Linked DNA regions of Homo sapiens: region 2 is linked to region 1. A link is a loop called in an ENCODE intact Hi-C map of the cell type or tissue named here. Cell type or tissue: CD14-positive monocyte. All regions are shown on one strand.

The links. A loop is a pair of places that touch in the nucleus more often than their neighbours do. Peaks named below come from ENCODE experiments on the same cell type or tissue, not always from the same donor. Only the 100,000 strongest peaks of a DNase experiment are listed, where the experiment ranks them.
Region 2: a loop joins it to region 1, with 2.2 times the contacts of the local background. A loop is called at or near these places in 10 of 110 quality-filtered maps.

Annotation. Positions count from the first base shown.
Region 1 is chr17:20,301,405-20,309,404 of GRCh38, forward strand. It overlaps SPECC1 (sperm antigen with calponin homology and coiled-coil domains 1), which reads left to right. Exons shown (of 15, transcript NM_001243439.2): 14 at 4,619-4,678. Among named protein-coding and RNA genes, the nearest start is that of FAM106B, 110 kb to the right of the region's middle. In CD14-positive monocyte, no CTCF peak of the experiment used is centred here; no DNase peak of the experiment used is centred here; H3K27ac peaks cover 635 bases.
Region 2 is chr17:20,251,286-20,259,285 of GRCh38, forward strand. It overlaps SPECC1 (sperm antigen with calponin homology and coiled-coil domains 1), which reads left to right. Exons shown (of 15, transcript NM_001243439.2): 10 at 2,220-2,301; 11 at 6,166-6,322. Among named protein-coding and RNA genes, the nearest start is that of FAM106B, 160 kb to the right of the region's middle. In CD14-positive monocyte, no CTCF peak of the experiment used is centred here; no DNase peak of the experiment used is centred here; H3K27ac peaks cover 1,109 bases.

The DNA.
Region 1 (8,000 bases):
GGGCATTTTTTTTTTTTTTTAATTTACACTTACATCAGAAAGGGCACCAAGAGAAGCCTTTAATGTTTGTAAAACTATTAAAATCAAAATCTAAAAAGTATGTGATAGAGTTGTTGATAGCCCAGAATGTATAGAAATTATGAGGTGTCCCCACCTGGATGGAAGCAATTAAACTATGTCTGACATTGGTATTAAGTAGAGAATTTCTGATAAAAACTAACAAGCATGTCTTCTATGATAGTAAAGAGATATATGATCACAGGGTGCGATTTACAGTCCATGAAAGATTTTGTCATTTTGTTGTTGTTGTTGCTGTTTTGAGACAGAGTCTCACTCTGTCACCCAGGCTGGAGCGCAGTGGTACCATCTCAGCTCACTGCAACCTCCGCCTCCCAAGTCCAAGCGATTCTCCTGCCTCAACCTCTCGAGTAGCTGTGACTACAGGCACACGGCACTACACCTGGCTAGTTTTTATATTTTTAGTAGAGATGGGGTTTCATCATGTTGGTCAGGCTGGTCTCAAACTCCTGACTTTAGGTGATCCACCCGCTTGGGCCTCCCAATAGTTCTGGGATTACAGTGGTGAATCACTGTGCCCAGCCATTTTTGTTTTTATTGTTTTCAGTAAAAAGATAGGGCATTCACTTGTCCGCCTTTGCAACTCTCTGCTTAGTCCAGACGGACTCAGGTAGTGGACTGGACCTTGCTTATGTCAGTATCTGAAATGAATGAAGTGTGACCCTGAGAGGGGGAACTCTAGGATTGGCATCTTTCTCCCGTCGGTTTTGAGTGTGAGGCCCAACGGGCCCAACCCCTCAATCCCTGCTGGTGACTAAGAGTTTTGCCACAGGTTGGGCACTTAGGCTGTCCTGGAACTGGAAGGTCCCAGGCCTGCACCATCATCCCCCGACCAGGGCAGACTGAAGCAGTGATGGCGTCACCCTGCCCGGCTCCTGTGGGCTGAGCTGCATCTGAAGCTTACAGCCCGTGGGGGAAGTGAGGCCCTTCGGAGCTGCTGCTTGTCTGTGGCTTCTGCCTCCCAGGTGGCCTCTGCACAGTGGTGGTGACAGTGATCAAATGAAAGAGCATTGGGATAATAACACTTGGTCACAGATGTTCTGCTGCTGCAAAAATGAATAAAAGTTACTGTTGTGAATAAAAAACCACCCCCTCTCTGTATTCTATGTCACCCTGTATACTATTTCAGGGTATTTTGAGACAGTTTTTCATCAAGGGATCCTCCCACCTCAGGCTTCAGAGTAGCTGGGATTACAGGCATGTTGCCACCACGTCTTGCTCCGCTTGTGTTTTCACAACAGATACTGAACATAGAAGAAACAGCATGCAGCACACTGTGAAAACACAGCGGTGCCAGGCGTTGTGGCAACATGCCTGTAATCCCAGCTACTCCAGAGCCTGAGGCTGGGGGATCCCTTGAGCCCAGGATTTTGAGGCTGCAGTAGTGAGCCCATCTAAAAAAAAAAAAAAAAAAAAAAAAAGAGGAAAGAAAACAAGTGGTTTCATTAGAATCAAACTAGAAGGTTTTTGCATAAAACGTTGAGTTTAAAAATGCTTTCTCGTTAGACCTTACTAGTAATCAATACAAATTAAAACAATAAAATATTTTTAGCCTGATACATTTGGCAGAGACAGTACAGGAAAATAGCCACTTATACACTATTGCTGGAGCCAAAAATTGGGGTAACGCTCTAGAAAGCAATGTTTGGCATTACATATTAAAAGCCATAAAATATTTGACTTCTGGAATAATGGTGGCCTAAAAACTGGCTAAAAACCAAAAGGACTGAAGTAAACACAAAGACCTCAATAGCACCAAAATAGGAGATTGCTGCCATTAATTTGGGCTAAATGGAAGGAAGCCAGGAGTTCACAGCTCCCCTCTCAGCAGAACAGAGTAGTGTTAGGGTAACAAGTGTGCAGTTTCCAGCCCATGCCCGCTCCTTTCCTTTAATTTCAAGGAAGGGGCATGGCAGCTTGGGCAGGATCACCACAGATCAACAGCTTTCCAAGGCATGGGCCACAGACTGGAAGAAAATGTGGTGGCTACATCTTTCTGTTTTTTTGGTGACCTGGTGCCTAGAGTTTGCTTCAGTGTCAGGGAAAACCCGTCGCTTCAGGCTCTAGATGTTCAAGCAAGGGTAGAGAGTGAGAGCCGTGGGGGAAATGGAAAAGGGTATAAAATGATGTATGAAATCTAAAATACATAATTATGTATAAAATCTAAACATACAAAATTAAGAAATTTGGACAGGTGCTGTGGCTCACGTCTGTAATCCCAGCAGTTCGGAAGACTTTGACAGGCGGATCACCTGAGGTCAGGAGTTCAAGACCAGCCTGGCCAATGTGGTGAAAACCTGTCTCTACTAAAAATACAAAAATTAGCCAGGCGTGGTAGTGGGCGCGTGTAGTCCCAGCTACTAGGGAGGCTGAGGCAAGGGAACTGGTTGAACCCAAGAGGCAGAGGTGGCAGTGAGCCGAGATCGTGCCACTGCACTCCAGCCTGGGTGACACAGCGAGACTCCATCTCAAAAAAAAAATTAAGAAATTCTACTGAGGAACATAATGGCCAGGTGCCATAGCTCACACCTGTAATCCCAGCACTTTGGGAGGCTGAGGTAGGCAGATCGCTTGAGCCCAGGAGTTCGAAACTAGCCTGGTCAACATGACGAAACCCCTTCTCTACTAAAAATACAAAAAAAAAAAAAAAAAAAAAAAAAAGCCAGGTGTGGTGGTGCATGTCTATAATCTCAGCTACTGAGGTAACTGAGAAACGAGAATCACTTGGACCTGGGAGGCAGAGGTTGCAGTGAGCTGAGCTCAAGCCACTACACTCCAGCCTGGGTGACAGGGCGAGATTCCATCTCAAAAAAAGGAAATTTCACTGAGGAACTTAAAACTGAATATGTAGAGAAACATTTATATCTCAATTATACTTAATATAACAATTTAATTTTAATATAATCCTAATAATTTTGAAATGAATTTTGGAATGGGAGAAGCATGAACAAATGATTCTTAGGTTCATCTAGATGAACAAACATCAGAGAATAGCCAGGAAGAGTCCCCAAAAGAAGCCACACACTAGGGCTGAATGATTGTGGAGCACTACCATTAACATTCTAAGGGGAAATTATTTTCAGCCTCAGATTCCCTGTCCAGCCAGCCTGTTAACTGAACGTGATGGTAGAAAGGAGAAATTTTCATACATCCAGAAAATGTGTCTCCCCATATTCTTTCTTAAGAAGGAACCTAGGCAATAGAATGGGGGTAAAATCCAAAAATCAGTGAGGTTCTGGAGGGCTTGGGGCTGTAGGGTTTCATAGAATGATGAGATGATTAAGAGCTCGAGGCTGTGATAAAGGAGAAGATGAGAAACTGTGCGAGGAAGCCAGGGTCCAACTATGAGGCAGGCCCTCTGTGTCAGAATAGAATGGCGGCAGCCACAAGGAGAATGTTAGGACTTAAAAGCAACAGTCAGAATGGGCAAGAGGCCAGATGAGAAGGAGGCACAAAGCCCCCCTCCCAGTAAGGAAAACCCCAAACAAGCAGAAACTGTAGGAAAAAAACAAACTTTTGAAGAAAGGCAGGGTCCAAATCTGGGGCACACTAAAATGTGGGGTGATTTTGGGCGACTGGTAGAGTAACAGAGGAACTCCTTTAAATGATGCTTTGAGTGGCTCAGGTCATGATGGTGGAGCTGTAGAGGACACGTGCCCACAGCTGGCTTCTGTGATGCCGCTTGTGGTTTTCAGCTTCCAGAATCATTCTAGTCAGAGAGCGCCGAGGACTTAAATGTGCTTCCAGGGAAGGAAGCAAAGGTTCTCAGCTGTGACAATGTACAACTTGACCAGGTGGAGGGAAGAAAGGGTAATTTACTCCTGACATACAAAGTAGAGTCAGGAAGTGTTGTCCATACCCAGTGGGACAAAAAATAGAAGTTCAAGGATATTATTTAAGGTCACAAACATAGCTAATATTAATACGGGCACTAAAATTAGCTATGTGTCTATAGTGTAAGGAGGAGGCAGATGCATGGTGCCTGAGTCCTCATATGTCCTGGAGGAAGTCAGTAGAAAATGCCTTCATTTTAGAAATCAAGTAGTAGTCGTATTAGCATATTACAGAGATACGGAAATAATCCATAACTAAACAGAAATTGAAAGGTAGTTCTCTGAAGGACCAGGATTGAAGGAAGGAACAGGTTTTCATTTGATTTAAATACAATCTATATATACTATAATATATGCATTTATTACTTTGATAATTTTTTTGATATAGCATCATGATTAAGCAACTTTGTTATGCAACAGAATGTTTATGCCATAAATCTTGCAAAGTATGAATTACCTAAATCTTGACAAAGGTAAACAAAAATTTATCTTTGATAGGTGTCAATCAGTAATGTTAGTTTTGGTGCAGTTGCAACCTGTTGATTTTTTTTTTTCTTAAACTGAGATCAAATATTGTACACTTGACTTACTATTCTTCGCTTTATAATAGTGAATAATCTATATGGGAATATCAGTTGATATTCTTTCCTGGCAAAAGCTATATATTTTAAATTACTGATTCCAGTCTCTTTGTCTTTTTAACTTAGAAGAGGAATCTCTTGTTGGCATTTGAAGCGGCTGAAAGTGTAGGCATCAAACCCAGCCTGGTACGTATCCTATTTTGTATCCTTGTGATACTTTAATTGTATGAGAAATGACTTTATGCCATCTGATAAACAGTTTCTCGTAGAACATTGACATCTGTTTGCCGAAAGTCTGTTGCTCTCAATACCTAATATAGAGTTATCCAGTTGATATAATCACATATCAACATATGATTTAGAGATTTTCAATCGCATAAGATTTCATATGGACAAATTTCAGTTCTGGAAACACAGTGGACTGAATTATTATTAGAGCCCTCTTGTTCAGAACACCTAGAAATCTGAATAAAATGCTATGTTAAAAAATATCAACACATAGCTAAGCTCTTAATAAAGAATGGGAAATACCCAGATGCCAGAAATGTAAAACAAAGCAGAAACCAGGCACAACTGAGCCTGCAAAACTCGGCAGGGGTGGGTGGGGGATGGTGGGCCAAGCAAGCAGCAAGCCTGCATAAAGCCAAGGCTCACAACATGCTGATCTTCTTAGTGAAAGCAGAAATCTCTAAAACTCCACCAGCCAGCCCAGGGAGGTGATAAGGAAGCTGGTTTCCACCTGGGATTGTGTGCGCACGTGCGCGCAGAGAGAGGAAAAGGAGAGAGAGAAAAGAGAGAGAGTCTCTTGCAAGGAAAGGAAACAGGGCCAGATGAGGTTTAGAGTCCAAATTTATAATATCTGTGCTGCATGAAGCCCTTAGTATACTCTTAGATGCAGGAAGCCCCTGGGCTGATACTACAATGGCTGCTAAAAAGTAACAGAACACTTGAGAAAATGATCTACTTGAGCTAGTCAGCAGATATAGCAAACAAAAGGATTATCTACCAGAACTTGAGATGATAAATAAGAGACTACCAAAAGACTATTTAAACATGAAAGAGATAAAAGGAGGAATAGAAACCACAAGGAAAGAATGATTCTATTTAAAAAAGAGATTTGTAAAAAGAATCTAACACTTCTAGAAATGAAAAATTGGAATTAAGACCACAATATGTGTTGCCAAACTCATTAGATACAGCAGAAGAGAGAAATACTAAATTGGAAAATAAATACAGGGAGATCACCCAAAATATAAAAGAGACATTAAAAAATATAAAATATAATGGTAAGGTTGAATTAGTATGTGTTCAGCTTCAAGAAATGGAAAACCCAACCAGCAGTTGCTTAAACCATAAAAATGTTAATTTTCTTAACAATAGTAGTTTTAGAACTGGTTCACCACTCAGTATTGTAATCAAAGCCCCAGAGTGTCTCCTCTCCATTCTCACCATCTTTAATCTGTTCCTTTTGTCCCCATGCTTGTTCTTTGTGGTTGAAGGTGGCTGCCAAACTTCAGACATCACTTCCACCTACAGGGCAGGAAGAAGGGGAAGAGAGAGAGCAAGTGCCTCCTATCTTTCCCTTTAAAGAATGAAAGTGAAAGGCTCCCTGGGTTTCTCCAGCTCATTGGCAGTACTCTGTTACATGGTCCCCAGCTGCAAGGGCATTTGAGGAAGTGAGCATATGAACAGTTTTCAGTTTCTTTAGTGGGAAGCCTGCGAGGGAGAGAGCTTGGGAATGACTGTTGGGCTATCTAAATAATAGTGTCTGTCTCAGAGTTTAAGAGACAGGGACAAAAAAAATCAGACAATGGCCATGTCCCATGCCCAGAGGGAATTCCAGATGAAAAGGATAGAAAGAATGGAATGGAGACAGTATTTGAAGATATGATGCCTGAAAATTTTCCAGAATGATGAAAGGATAATGAAAGAGTCCACAGATTCTTTATTTATCTCAAGCAGGATGAATAAAACAAAATATCCATCTAGACATATTGTAATGAAACTACAGAAAAAGCAAAGACAGATAATCTATTAAAAATTTCTGCTCACCAGTAATAAAAATACAACCTAGTAGGAAATTATCAAAGACTAGAAGAGAAAATTCACAGATGATGATGATGAATGGTCAATGAGGATTTTTAAAGATGTTCAATCTCATTAGGGATTGGGAAAATCTAAGTTGAAATAAAAATGAGATAACAATTCCAGCTGGGTGCAGTGGCCCACACCTGTAATCCCAGCACTTTGGGAGGCTGAGGTGGGTGGATCACCTGAGGTCAGGAGTTTGAGACCAGCCTGGCCAACATTGTGAAAGCCCGTACCTACTAAAGATACACAAAATTGGCCAGGTGTGGTGGCGGGCACCTGTAATCCCAGCTACTCGGGAGGCTGAGGCAGGAGAATTGCTTGAACCCAGGAGGCAGAGGTTGCAGTGAGCCAAGATTGCACCATTGCACTCCAGCCTGGGTGACAAGAGCGAAACTCCATCTCAAAAAAAAAAAAAAAAAAAAAATTCCATAACCCTCAAAGCATGTGGGGAATCTGAGAAATGAAAAAGTGAATGTACATCTATTGTGAAATCTTACCACCATGAACAGTGCTATGCCAGTGTAATTTTGAAACAGAATGGACAGTTTTCTAGAAAAATACAAGTATGTTTCTTCAAATATTAAATGTAAATATTCCTATGAAACTTAAGAAGACATAAAACTTTAACCATTGAAGAGGTTGAATTTATGCTTTAAAATGTAGTCACACACACAAAGAAAAAATATCCCCATCAGCCCAGATTTTGCTAAATCTTTAAGACGCAGATATCCCTATTGTGTATTTACAAGTCTGGGAAATTTAAAAAGGTGTGAGGAAACTTACACATCTGACCAGGGTGGAGTAGCAGGGATCTCCCTTCAGAAACAACAAAACTAAGGAGTACCAACAGAGAGATCAGGTAAGGATAAAGATACAATGAGACCTTGTTGGAAGATTATATTTTACACAGAATACATTTTTCTTTGTAGTGTTGTAATTAATATTTACTTCTGTTTAAATATAATATCTTTTTCTTAATTTTCATCTAATGTGCTATAGAAGTTAGTGAGCTGGGAAGTGAATGAGGTCATTTTGTTGTCCTAATTGTCAGAGCCAGGGGTTTCATTGGTGTGGATGGTCTGTGAGGAGCTGCTGACACACATGATAATTAATCTCAAAGGCACTTAGGAGTGTTTGTGAGCACTTTCCCGGCTTTTTCCACCAACAAAATAGAAATTTCCTACATTCTTAAATTTGCTTTTCAGTACCTTGATGTGGATTGGAAAATCCAGTATGTTGAATTACACATGACACTTTAAAACTACACCCAGTCAGAAGTGACAGCAGTAATCCCCAAATCTTCAGTCAAGTTCTGTTGTTAGATTATGCCAGGAAAATTGTCTTATATGTTTATATTCAAGTAAATATAAGTTTCTGGGGTATAACATATTAGGATGAGATCTTTATTTTTATAATT
Region 2 (8,000 bases), 50 kb before region 1:
TAAAGATTAATATCTTTCTTGATGGAAATTCTTAGAAAAGTAGGAATAGAAGGGAAAGTCTTTAATCTGATAAAGGGTCTGTATTATATATCTACAGCAAACATCATACTTAATGGTGAAATATCGGATGCTTTCCCACAGGATTGTGAATGGGATAGGAATGCCCCATATTGTCACTTTTGTTCAGCCAACTTCAAAAGCAAGATTTAAAACTACTTTTGAAAACTGTATACCACGACCATTATATTTTTGTGGGATGTGGATACATGGAATTGTGTTTAATATGCTATGAAGTAGAGCCTCTAAGAGAAAATAATGTTCTGGAAAGCCTCAGAATGGCCCTGCACAGGCAAATGTACCAGGTTGTTCATTGCAGCATTGTTCCTAATATCAATATCAACATGAATATCAATAGAGAATCAGTAAAATAAATTATGGTAATGAAAATAGCTAAGATCTACTGAATGCTTACTATCTGCTGGGCTGTGTTTTGATTGTTCTAACTGGATTTAACTCATTTAATCCTCCCATAACCCTTTGAGGTAAGTACGTTTAGTATCGTTGCCATTTTATAAATAAAGAAAATAAGGCACAGAAAATTAAGTAACCCAGAGTCTCACAGGTGGGTGGTGCCATCTGTCCCCAGAGCCACTTACTTGGCCTCTTGTGGCACTTCTCAGAGGAAGCTGCCAAGATGGTGGGTGATGGTGGGTATAGAATGACTTCTAAGATACAGTAAGTGAAAGAAGCAAAATGGTGTACAAAACAATATAATGCTATGATAACAGTTGTGTTTTTAGAAAAACAGAGGGTGTTTTTCAAGGTTTTTCCTTGAATAATATCATGCTTACTTGCATTCTGAAATGCTTTTTTAAATGGCAGTAAAAAAAATACACCATGAAATCTACTCTATTAACAAATTTTTAAGTATTGTTAACTAGAAGCACAATATTGTATGGCAGGTCTCTAGAAAAATTTTTTTTTAAATTTTTAATTTTATTTCAGATTCAGGGTGTACATGTACAGATTTGTTACATGGATATATTGTGGGATGCTGAGGTTTGGGGTATGATTGATCCCATCACCCAAGTAGTGAGCATAGTACCCAACAGGTTTTCAGTGCTTGCCTCCCCCTCCTCTAGCACTCCCCAGTGTCTCTTGTTGCCATCTTTCTGTCCTCTAGAACTTTGTTATCTTGCCTGACTGAAACTCTGTATCCACGGAACAATTCCCCACTTCCCCTCCCTGAGGCCTCTGGGAGCCACCACTCCACTGTCTGCTTCTGTGATTTTGACTACTTTAGATTCCTCACGTACATAGAGTTATGCCGCTCTTGTCCTTCAGTGACTGGTGTATTTGACTTAGCATAATGTCTCCAAAACTCATTTATGTTGTAGCATGGGACAGGATTTCCTTCTTTTTTAAGGCTGAATAATATTCCATTGTATATTCTATACCACATTTTCTTCGTCCATTCATCTGGTGGTGGACACTGGGGTTGCTTCCACGTCTTGGCTGTTGTGAATTATGCTGCAATGAGCAAGAGAGTGCAAGTATCTCTTTGAGATCCTGTTTTCAATTTTCTTGGATAAATACCTAGAAGTGGTGTTGCTGGATCATTTGGTAGTACTATTTCTAATTTTTTGAGGAACCTCCATACTGTTCTGCGTAATGGCTGCACCATTGTACATTCCCACTAACAGTACACAGGAGTTTCATTTTCTCTACCTCCTCACCAATACTTGTTCTTTTTCAGTTTTTTTTTTTTGATGATGGTCTTCCTAATAAATGTGAGGTGGCGTGTCACTGTGGTTTTGGTTTGCATTTCCCTGATGATTAGTGATGTTGAGCATCTTTTCATATACCTATTAACCATTAAAAATAGAATACTTATACACACATCCTTGAATATACATAGAACATTCCAGGAAAGATATTCACAAAGCCAATTAATAATGATTGCCCTTGGAGAGAAGAACTGGGAGATGGGAAGGAAAAGGAGACTTTCTCTTCATTATTTGCCCTTTTCATTGCTTTTGGGGATAGTGTCTATTGCATGTATTACCTATTCAAATAAATGAGTTAATTAAAAACTCCCCTGGTTATTCCACTGTGTTTAAGAACTGTTGCACACACACGCATGCACACACACACATCTGTGTTTGTGCTATTCTTGATGTTATGAGCTCACCGTGCTGGTGTCCCCCTGGTTTTTACAGAGGCATTCGACTTACAGCAGTGTGCGGCCAGCCAGCAGAGGGGTGACTCAACGCTTGGACCTTCCTGACCTTCCCCTCTCAGGTAAATTATGTCAACATAAAGAACTTTTGACTTATCTTTCCGTGCAGTTAACTTTTCTTCATTTCTCTGCATGAAACTGAGCTTAGAAAAATAATCAGTGGCATTTCTTGCAAGTGATTTCAACCCCGAATAATGTACATATCATGAATGTTAGATGCAGCAGTGCAGCTGACAAAAGGAAAAAGTGTCTCCTGCCAGCTGCACTTCTCAGTGCCCTTGTGCTGGGGAGACAGGCCCAATTTTTTTTTTCTTTTCCTTTTTTCAGAGACATGGTCTTGCTTTGTTTCCCAGGCTGGTCTCAAACTCCTGGTCTCAAGTGATCCTCCTGCCTCGGCCTCCCACAGTGCTGGGATTATAGGTGTGAGCCACTGTGCCTGGCATATTGTTTTTTAACTGAACCTCAAGAGCATATTTTCTAATCTTTAAAAAGTAACTAAGGGAAAAAATCTTACCTGATTTTGAATTTGTCTGCTACTTCTGCAATTCTTAAAATTTGCCCCTTTAAAGGTATTTGTCTTTTGGTGCAGTCCTCTTCCTGTTGTTACACCGTGTGTGTGTGTGTGTGTGTGTGTGTGTGTGTGTGTGTGTGTATTTGTTTTTTGTTTTAACTCCAATCCTGGTTGTAAAGTGGAGGTTGCATTCAGCAGTCCCAGCAGTCCCCATCCATCACATTTGCGTGGCGTCATATTTCCTGTGTCACAGGCTGATGTGAAGCAGCCCTCAAGAAGGGACACGTGGGCTTGAGTCTCAGTACTGCTGCTCAGCCTGGCTTTGGCCCCATCACCCCACTTCTCTGTGCTTTAGTCTCCTCATCTCTAAAACGGAAATAATCCGGTCCACTTCCTAGGATTGTATCAAGGATTGAGTTAGCACATTAAAGCGCCTTGAACATGCTGGGTGTGTGGCAAGCACTGTGGAAGTGTTTACTGTGCACATCTCACCTGCTGTTCTCTGCTGACCCAGTTCGCCTGCCCAGAACTAAAGGGACAACAGTGCTCAAGCCTAGTGGGAAGTTAAGGTTGTCCAGAATACGGGGCTTAGAACCTATGTATGTGTCTATGTGGTGACTGTTAGGAAATAAAAAAGGCAAAAAGAACACTGAATGGACTGTTTACTGGTCCCTGTAGAAGGGATAGAAAGCCAAAAGTCTGGGTCACATGGACAGAAATCCTTTTGTTTCTAAGCATAAAATAAAATTTCTACAGCTGTACTTCCTTTAGATCTTGGTCAAACACAATCAGGCTTGTTCTTAAAATAGTTGTTTCTATGAGGGAACTTTCCCCTCTGAATCTTCTTTGCTTTTTCATGGAATTAAATAAGGATTTTAGAGTTGGGTAAACACTGACAATTGAGAATTTGAAGATGATCTGAGCCCATTCCTCGAGTTTTACATGGGAGAGATTCAAGCCCTACAGAAATTGAGTGACTTATAAAGGCTACAGCGATTTTGGATGGCTGTGGGGCCAGGAAGTCTCCTGATTCTTTCTACCATGTGCCTCTTGGTGCTGAGGCTGGTGATTGCTCGAGTAATAGCTTTCTAAAGTGGTGAAAGTTTACGTGGGACTCCAAGTCATGATAGTGACTTCCCAGCAGAAGGAAATGAAGACCAAAGGCCAGTGTAAAGTCAAGAGTGTAAGAACAAACAGAGTTCAGTGGAGGTAGAGAAATGAGAGAGTACGTGCTCCAGGAGACCAGGCCTGAGTGTCCCATACTAGGAGGGGAGTGGAGGAGACCAGAGCACAGCAGGAAGCCCACTTGGCTCACCATCTCCGTGCTTGCTGTGTAGCACAAAAGAGGGAATAATTTGATGACACGCATAGTGCTAGGTGTGGGGTTTTTGAAAAATTGTGGTAAAAGACACATAATATAAAATTTACCTTATCAACCATTTTTAAGTGAACTAGGTAAGCCTTTGGTAGATAATATTTGTTCTTCTCTCTGTTCCACTAGCCTTAAAGTTTTCTATTGTGTAGAGACACCATTCTTTCTGGTTTTCTTTGAGAGAGAGTCTTGCTGTCACACAGGCAGGAGTGCAGTGGCATTATCATAGCTCACTACAGCCTCAAACATCTGGCCTCAAATGATCCTCCTGCTTCAGCCTTCAAGTGGCTGGGACTAGAGGTGCATGTCACCATGCCTGGCTAATTACAAAAATTTTGTGGGGGGATAGAGACAGGGTCTCACTAAGTTGCCCAGGCTGGTCTTGAACTCCTGGCCTCAAGCAATCCTCTTGCCTTGGCCTCCCAAAGCGCTGGGATTACAGTTATGAGCCATCATGCCTGGCCAAGAAACCATTCTTTTTTTTTTTTGAGATGCAGTCTTGCTCTGTCACCCAGGCTGGAGTGCAGTGGCGTGAGCTCGGCTCACTGCAATCTCTGCCTCCCAGGTTCACACCATTCTCCTGCCTCAGCCTCCCGAGTAGCTGGGACTACAGGCGCCTGCCACCATGCCCGGCTAATTTTTTGTATTTTTAGTAGAGATGGGGTTTCACCGTGTTAGCCAGGATGGTCTCGATCTCCTGACCTCGTAATCCACCCACCTCGGCCTCCCAAAGTGCTGGGATTACAGGCATGAGCCACTGCACCCGGCCAAAACCATTCTTTTAGTTGACACGGTACATACTGAACTTGAGACCACAATAGCTTATTGCTCTGCAGTTAATATCTCATTGACAGCCCTCCCTACTTAGCCCCCACCAGGCACCTGTCTGCTTGGATGATTATATTTACTGTTATTACAGCAAAGGATTACAGTGACAATTACTTGCTTCTAGCAATCCCCAGGAATTGCTTGTCAACACTGAGGTCATTGGAAGCTGCAGAAACCAAAGATTAATGTGCTGTTCTTGTTGTTCCCTTGGATGTAAATACTGTTTTTCTCTGCTATTTAGAGCTGACTAGCCTCACTCCCAACTTTACTGCCCCTAATTGGTGGCAGTGAGCTGTGGAAGGATTACTTTCTTCTGTGACTATTCACAGGTCATGGGCGGCAACTGTGGGCTCATCCTGGTCCCTGGTCTGCTCTGTAGCTTAGAACAAGGCACTTAGTTCTCTGAGCTCCAGTTTCCTCTATAAATATAAACTAGACAGTCTCGAAAGATGTCTCCTGTTCCGCACTTTTATGGTCCTTTGAGAAATATAGTCTGGCTAGACATGGTGGTGCACTTTCCTGTAGTCCCAGCTACTTGGGAGGCTGAGACAGAGGATCATTAGGAGGTCAAGTCCAAATCCAGCCTGGGCAACACGGCAAGACCCTGTCTCTAGAAGAGAAAAAGAAAAACAAGTATCATCTGGAGGATTCAGTTCATTTCATTACCTGTTTTTTGACTCAGACTAATATGACAGCAGAAAGGAGCCTTGAAAGAGTGATTCCTACTTCTTGTTTAGCAAGCCAGGCCCTATGGCTAGAATGGCCTTTTCTCTTGTCAAGTAGTTCTTCTTGGTTCCCAGCTTCTTGTTTATTGCTGCCTGTGGTCTGATCATCACTTGAGGCATTTTCCTGCCACTCTCTCTCAGATGTCTGTCAGTTAAAACAAAAGATACTACCTGGGGACAGGGCTGGCTTCGTTGGCACTTGCACAAGGCCCTTAGAAGGACACATGCTTGGTGTAATGCTCTGATGACATCATCTTGAAATTCACAGTGATTTTTGAGCAGGAGGTTGATTTGGTGCTAGATGCTGTAAATGATGTAGTGGTCCTGCCTGTAGAATCCACATCCCTATTGCATTTTTATTACTTCAGAAACTATATATATGTTTGCACTTGAGGATAAAATGAGAACTGTATTGTATTTGAGAATGAAGTATGATGGCAGTCAAGAGCTGCTTCTTTGGGAATGAGTGATTATGTGGTTGTTCCCACAGATATTCTAAAGGGAAGGACTGAGACCCTGAAGCCAGACCCCCACCTCCGCAAGAGTCCCTCACTAGAGTCACTGAGCAGACCCCCGTCTCTGGGCTTTGGGGACACAAGACTGCTGAGTGCTTCCACCCGGGCATGGAAACCACAAAGCAAACTCAGGTATCGTGTTTCAAACAATAAGAAATCAGAAAAACATCGGGCTAATCACCTTTTATTCTTCCTTCCGTTTTGTCCCCGTGGCCAATTTACTTCTACAAATATTTCCTGCATGAAAATGACTAAGACACTGTGCCTGCCCTTGGTGAGTCTAAAAGGATGACAGTGGATAGTAGTAGTGCGCAAAATGGAATTAAGGGCTGTAAAAAACAATACTGCATAAGCAAAGTCTTGAGAGGTTGTTAGTTGGATCAAGAAGTCTAGAGAGAAGTGGTGTTTCTGCCAAGGGCTCTAAAGGTACCATTACAAGCACGCTGTGGAATAGTGATCAGGGAATGTGGGTGGTGTCATGTGTCTGAACTAGTCTGTGGGCTTCCTGAGAGCCGGGACTCTGCTGTACATATGCATAACAAGCTCTCTGTCAGTATTTGTTGGGTGGATGGATAAGTGACTAGGACATTCCATCTGGAGGGCATATTGTAAGTAGTCTTCATTGCTAAGGAAGAGGTTTGTGCATTATTTTGGTAAAGCACTGGAGTACCACCAAGTTTGTGGGATTTTGTTTCGGATTTTGAGGTTGTACAGTGAGATTGGACCTGCATTTTAAGGAGGATTCATCAGAAAACAGTGGTATATAAGGATTGAAGAGGCATTTTGAAATCAGTGTTTAAGAAGGACTGTCACAGGGATGTAAAGGAATGGTTGGCAGAGGGAGAGGATGGCAAGACCAGCAGGGTGGTCACTAAGAGCTTGTCTTTGTTCCCACACCTCTGTCACCTCCTCCCTTTCCAGTGCCCCTGGTCGCCCAGGCCACAGCAAACCTCTTTCAGCTGCTTCCTCTCCCCTTGTGACTTCCCTGCTTCTCTGTGTTGGTTAATTTTCTGATGCACTGAGCACATCCTGCTGCAGACCTTGCAGAAATCTCACATGACTCTGTCATCTGCACTCCTCATCCTGGTCTTCTAGATGCCCCACAACTTAGCACCACCCCACCCACCTGCCAGAATGGCCCTGTTCCTCCCTCCACCTGAGCCTGTTTTAGTTTCTGCCTTTGTAATAGAACATGACCATGTCTGATTGCAAGTCTTTATGTATAAGGTTCTAGCCTGAATCGTTTTTCTTTTCTCCTTTCATACTCCAAATACTGCTTCTCCTTCAAGGTCAAACCTTTCATGAAGTTGTACCTAACACCTGGCACATTGACATATCCCTTCTCTGACTTTGGCGTCTTACACTTTTTTGGGTGTTTAGTTTTTGTACTGCTTTGTAGTGTGGAACACTGTTGCACAGTACATGCCATTGTCTCCATTTATGCTATAATTTAGTTGACAGTAAAAGTTCAACTTACATTTTGGTATCTCTTCCAGCCCCTTGCATTGTGCAACACACATAGCATTTCACTTAGTAAAACTTACGAGTGAGTAGATGGATTAATATACAAAATTGGCTAGTTTAGGAGTAATAGCTTTTTAATAAATCTTATAATCACAAATATGGGTATTATAGAAGGATTTATAAAAGTCTGAATAAATTCAGGTCTTGTTACACCTTTGGGTACAGCATATATTTGGACCCAAATAGATGAAGTCATGTGTTTCAGAAGTTTAATGTAAAGCCCCAGATACTACATATTGTCCTGTTTATGTGCAAGAGATTTAAATAATCAAAAGAGGTTTTAAGG